Linked DNA regions of Homo sapiens: region 2 is linked to region 1. A link is a loop called in an ENCODE intact Hi-C map of the cell type or tissue named here. Cell type or tissue: IMR-90. All regions are shown on one strand. Links, peaks and the distances in the headings refer to the core of each region. The heading gives the core; the rest is flanking DNA. Region 1 overlaps ZCCHC7 (zinc finger CCHC-type containing 7). Region 2 overlaps ZCCHC7 (zinc finger CCHC-type containing 7).

The links. Hi-C counts contacts between places; a loop is a spot of excess contacts. Peaks named below come from ENCODE experiments on the same cell type or tissue, not always from the same donor. Only the 100,000 strongest peaks of a DNase experiment are listed, where the experiment ranks them.
Region 2: a loop joins it to region 1, with 2.5 times the contacts of the local background. A loop is called at or near these places in 4 of 110 quality-filtered maps.

The regions. Positions count from the first base shown.
Region 1 is chr9:37,289,571-37,292,500 of GRCh38, reverse strand. All of the region lies in intron 2 of ZCCHC7 (zinc finger CCHC-type containing 7), which reads right to left. Among named protein-coding and RNA genes, the nearest start is that of LINC01627, 100 kb to the left of the region's middle. In IMR-90, for the core only: no CTCF peak of the experiment used is centred there; DNase peaks (open chromatin) are centred at 1,080 and 1,490; H3K27ac peaks cover 286 bases.
Region 2 is chr9:37,233,319-37,236,248 of GRCh38, reverse strand. The region is part of intron 2 of ZCCHC7 (zinc finger CCHC-type containing 7); the gene reads right to left. Among named protein-coding and RNA genes, the nearest start is that of ZCCHC7, 110 kb to the right of the region's middle. In IMR-90, for the core only: no CTCF peak of the experiment used is centred there; no DNase peak of the experiment used is centred there.

The sequences.
Region 1 (2,930 bases), core at 341-2,840:
TTTATATAATGACTATGTAGTGAATGAAGTACATTATTTTTCTTCTTACACAACATTTTAATTTTTCTGAATTTAATAGCAGTTTAGTTGTTTCATTTACTTGGCCTAAAAAGTCTACCTACTACCCTACCAGCCACCAGTACTTCATCTCTCCAAGTTTAGTCATCTTCACATCTCTAGTGCCTTTTCATTATATTCCTGCTCCTTTATACTAGGAAAAATAGTTTTCACCATTCACTATCTGGGTCCAATGGGACCTTTTAATAAACTAAGTCATTTCATAATTTATAGAAGAATAAAGAGATAATGAAAAATAATTTTATAAGACATTTTAATGAGACTATAAAGACAGCAAACGCATATTATTCCATAAACATACCTGAAATATGCAACATGTGGAATGCAACTACTCATCAATTATCATGCATGAACCTAGATTACATCTGTTTAAAAATACTCATATCAGATTTTAAATATATTTCTTCTTTGCTTAATAACTGTAAAACATGGCCAGGCGCAGTGGCTCACGCCTGTAATCCCAGCAGTTTGGGAGGCCAAGGCAGGCGGATCACCTGAGGTCGGGAGTTCGAGACCAGCCTGACCAACATGGAGAAACCACGTCTCTACTAAAAATACAAAATTAGCCGGGTATGGTGGCACATGCCTGTAATCCTAGCTACTCGGGAGGCTGAGGCAGGAGAATCACTGGAACCCAGGAGGTGAAGGTTGCGGTGAGCCAAGATTGCACCATTGCACTCCAGCCTGGGCAACAAGAGAAAACTCCATCTCAAAAAGCAAAATTCCATCTCAAAAAAACAAAAACAAAAACAAAAAAACTGTAAAACATTTTCACTTTTAGATTCATAAGCAACAATCAGAATGATCAATTGAAAAAAAATTTTTCATTTCTATATCATCTATTTCCTTCTAATCGCCCCTGCATATATACCTGTCTACAGCATTTGCCCATTTGATAGAAACCAGATGAAGTAAATTTAGATGCACAAATATCATAAAATATAAAAAAAATCACATGTCCTTATCAAAGCAGGATGATTCAGATTCCTGTCATATATTGTGTGATGAACAATGTTCTGTTGAATGAGTAACTATGAGAATACTCTGCTTTTTTTTTTTACACAGAAATACATCATTCACTTATCAGTTCTTGAGTTTTAGAAAAAACATCTACCAATATCCACTGAAAAATCGTAGTCTGAGAATTACTTAAAAGATGAAGTTCATTACATCATTAGGTTCTAGTACCTAGACTACGTGTTTCTTTGCATTCATCTTCTGATTCATCTAAAAATTGTGAAAACATGTTTTGTCAATTTCCTATTTGCCATTTTGTGTGGAAAATATAAAATTGTGAATTCTCAGCCTTGTTCAATGAAAGTGAAAGAAGATTATAAAGACAGTGTGTCTCCAGACTTCTACTGCACATTCTTGAAAGATAATGCAATACTTTAGGCAGCACAATAATAAAAGTGAAGGATGATGTAACAGTGATGATTCATGTCACTCCTGCATTATCCTTCTAGGCAATTTCATCATTCTTCTGTTTTTTTAAAAAATTAATAATTTAGTCTTTTTCAGTACAACTGGAAATAATGAATAAGTAATGATAAAATTATTCCTAGGATGATGAAACAGTATAGTTTTTCAAGATATGGCAGGAGGCCATGAAGTATCTTAGATTTATAAAAGGGTCCAATGTACCCACACAGTAATTCTGAAACAGAATTAGTTTTATTGTGAAGAAAAGTAAAACTCTTCTCTAGTCTTTGGAAGACGTTTAAGAAAGAATCAAAGTATGTACTATCAATTCCTTTTTTTTGGAGACAGAGTCTCACTCTGTCGCTCTGGCTGGAGTACAACAGCCCCATCTCAACTCACTGCAACCTCCATCCGCCTCCCGGGTGCAAACAATCCTCCCATCTCAGCCCTCCAAGTAGCTGGTACTACTGCGACATGCCACCACACTTGGCTAACTTTAGTATTTTTTGTACAGATGGGGATTTGCTACGTTGCCCAGGCTGGTCTTGAACTCCTGGGCTTAAGTGATTCACCCGCCTTGGTCTCCAAAAGTGCTGGGATTACAGGCATGAGCCACTGCACCTGGCCTCAATTCTTACAAATAGTTAGAAACACTCAAAATAAAAAAAAATTTTCAAACTAAAATTGGGTCCAATAAACCTGACGGTATATTCAGGGTTAAACTAAACATTACAATTATTCCCAATATTTACCATTCGTTTATTATTCAACAAATATTAACTCAGTTACTATCATTTGCAAGCACTATTCTAGATGCTTGGGATATACATATCAATGAACAAAATAGACATTGCTTTCCTTGATAGAACTTATCGTCTAGTGGGAAAGTGAAACAATTAAAAACCAAACATATTAAATATGTAAATGATGTACATTAGAGAGGCATAAGAGCTTTGGAAAAAAGAAAAAGTAGAGCAGGGTAATGGAAATTGGGTACGGGTTATAATTTTACATAGGGTAGACAGAATACCCTTCACTGACATTTAAGCAACAACTTAAAGGAGATGGAAGAATTAGCCATGTACTTCTGCGGTAAGAGCATTCTAGGCAGTAGGCACAGCCAAAGCAAAGTTCTTAAGGCAAAAATATTCCTGATGTGTTTAAGGAACCGGAGACAGGCCAGTATGGCTAGAGTGCAGAAAATGAAGGGAATGTGAAGATAAGAGTACAGAGGTATTAGTTTATGAAGGGCTTTGTAGGCCATTATAAGGATTTTGACTTTTACTCTGAGTGAAACAAAAACTCGTAAGAGTAATATGATTTGACTTATAACTCAAAGAATCACTCCACTGAGAAGAAAAAATAGATGGGAAGGGCAAGTATAGAAGCAAGGAGATCAGTTAGAATGTTACTGCAATAATTCAGTCCAA
Region 2 (2,930 bases), core at 143-2,642, 56 kb after region 1:
ACACCTATAAGAATGGCCAGTATCATGACAAAAAACAAATGCTGGCATAGATGTGGAGAAATGGGAACCCTTATACAATGCTGATGAGAATGTAAATTAGTACAGCCATTATGGAAAACAGTGTGGAGGTTCCTCAAAAAACTAGAAGTAGAGCTACCATATGATCCAGCAATCCCATTGAGTTATTTATCCAAAGACAATGAAATCAGTATGTCAGAGATATCTGCACTGTTTATTGTAGCACTACTCACATTAGCCAAGATATAGAATCAATCTATCTGCCCACCAACAGAGGAACAGACAAAGAAAATGTGATATAGATACACAATGAATACTATTCAGCCATTAAAAAAAGAATAAGGGCCAGGTGCGGTGGCTCACACCTGTAATCCCAGCACTTTGGGAGGCCAAGGTGGGTGGATCACGAGGTCAGGAGATGGAGACCATCCTGGCCAACATGGTAAAACCCTGTCTCTACTAAAAACACAAAAATTAGCTGGGCATGGTGGTGTGTGCCTGTAATCCCAGCTGCTCGGGAGGCTGAGGCAGGAGAATTGCCTGAACAGGGAGTCGGAGGTTGCAATGAGCCAATATTGTGTCACTGCACTCCAGCCTGGCGACAGAGTGAGACTTGTCTTGAAAGAAAAGAAAAAAAGGACAGGGAAGGGAAGGGAAGGGAAGGGAAGGGAGGGGAGGGGAGGGGAGGGGAGGGGGGAGGGGAAGGGAGGGGAGAGGGGAAGGGAGAAAAAGAAGGAAGGAAGGAAAGAAAGGAAGGAAGGAAAGGAAGGAAAGAAAGGAAAGAAAAGAAAGAATAAAATCCTGTCCTTTTTGGCTACATGGATAAGCCTGGAGGACATTATATTAAATGAAATAAGCCAGACACAGTAAGACAAATACCACATGATTTCTCCCATATACGGAGTTTAAAAAAGCAGCTCTCACAGATGTACAGGGTAGAATAGTGGTTACCAGAGACTGGCCAAAGACTGGATGGAGAGAGGTTAGTCAATAGGTATAAAAGAACAGATGGATAGGAGGAATAAGTTCTAGTTTTCTGTTGCACAGTACAAGTACAGTGATTACAATTAACAATAATACTACATTGTATATTTTTCACAATAACCAGAAAAGAGGATTTTGAATGTAACATTTTGAATGTACTTGCCAGAAAGAAATGATAAATGTTTGAGGTGATGGATACACTACTACCCTGATTTGATCATTATACAGTGTATACATGTATTGAAACATCATACTGTACCCCACAAATATGAATTGAATATATTGTACATAATCAAATAAAAATAAAACTTAGAAAGTTATTTTTTAAATTATCAACTTGAGAAAAGATTAAATGACACTGCAGGTAAAACGACATAGCAGACATTCAATAAATTGTTAAAAGAGTGGCTAAAATATTTTCATAAAGTTATAATGAAAAGCTGAAAGGACAAACACATAAGGCCTGGAAGAATCTTTGAAGCTTTCACAAAGACTATTTAAAATTATTTTAATTTTTCTAAAAAAAAGGAAGTGTACAATGTACATAGGATTCTCTATTAGATGACACAAGTACTAGGTTTTGGTCTTTTAACAGTTAACTATTTACTCTCTTTAGCATCATTTCCTTTCTTCTGTGTTTCTTATCAGAAAATCTATCCATAGGGTATGGATGGTGATAAGGGATGGTTAACCACCCTATACTTCACTGCATCCCCATTAGGGAGGTGGGTACACCATTCACACCCATCCAATCCAAACATCAGACCCCACTGATTGGACCAGGAATAATCCAAGCTGAACCAATGAAAGAACTTCTTGTGCTTTAACCAGAATTATCAAAAAAGATACTATCTCTGTCTGAGACATAGGTGTTAAGGACATGGAAGTCAAAAGTACCCAAAGCCATTTTCCTCTTACTACAGAAGGCCTACGAATGAAGCCAGTCAGCACAGAGAACAATAGATCTGAGAAACAGGATGAGCTAGTGTTAATGCTTGGACCTCTAGAATAGATCTAGAATGATCCAGCTATGCTGAGAACAGATAAATGCCTAAGTGAGTCAATAAATCCCTATCCTGGCCGGGCGTGGTGGCTGATGCCTGTAATTCTAGCACTCTGGGAGGCCAAGGCGGGTGGATCACCTGAGGTCAGGAGTTCAAGCCTGGCCAACATAGTGAAACCCTGGCCAACATAGTGAAACCCTGTCTCTACTAAAAATACAAATATTAGCCGGGCGTGGTGGCAGGCGCCTGTAGTCCCAGCTACTCAGGAGGCTGCGGCAGGAGAATCGCTTGATCCCATGAGGTGTAAGTTGCAGTGAGCCGAGATCGTGCCACTGCACTCCAGCCTGGGAGACACAGTAAGACTCCGTCTCAAAACAAAACAAAAACAACCACCAAAAAACACCCTCTAATCCCCACTTCCTTACCTTCTTTTTTCTTTCTTTCCTTTGGTTTGGGTTTCTAAAACCCTCCATCATTTTCTCTTGACCCTGTCAGTCTCCTGTCATTCCTTCATGTAGTGCCATTCTCTGCCATTCCTAGTAATTCTGTGGCTCCACTGCAATACTAAAAGATGGTGAATGAATGCCTGATCTGGGGATATTTCAGTCTACTTAATGGTTACTTGACCTTACCACTAAACAAGGTGAGGAAAGATTTATGGATAGAGACTACAGAATCAGTTCTTAAAGAGAACATAACCTCTAATTGTTCAAAAATAGTTGTGATCTCATTATTTAACACTGGTATGCAATTAAGAAAATTAACATTTTCAGAAAGTGCTCTCAGTAAGAAGTCCAATCACAATTAATAAAAATCTATCTTTATAAGCATATTATACCCAAAACCCAACAGGAAGTCCAAAAGCCAAAAGAGAAAGTAGTTCACAATTTCCCAGGTCATATGCCTAAAATTTGCTGAGGAAAA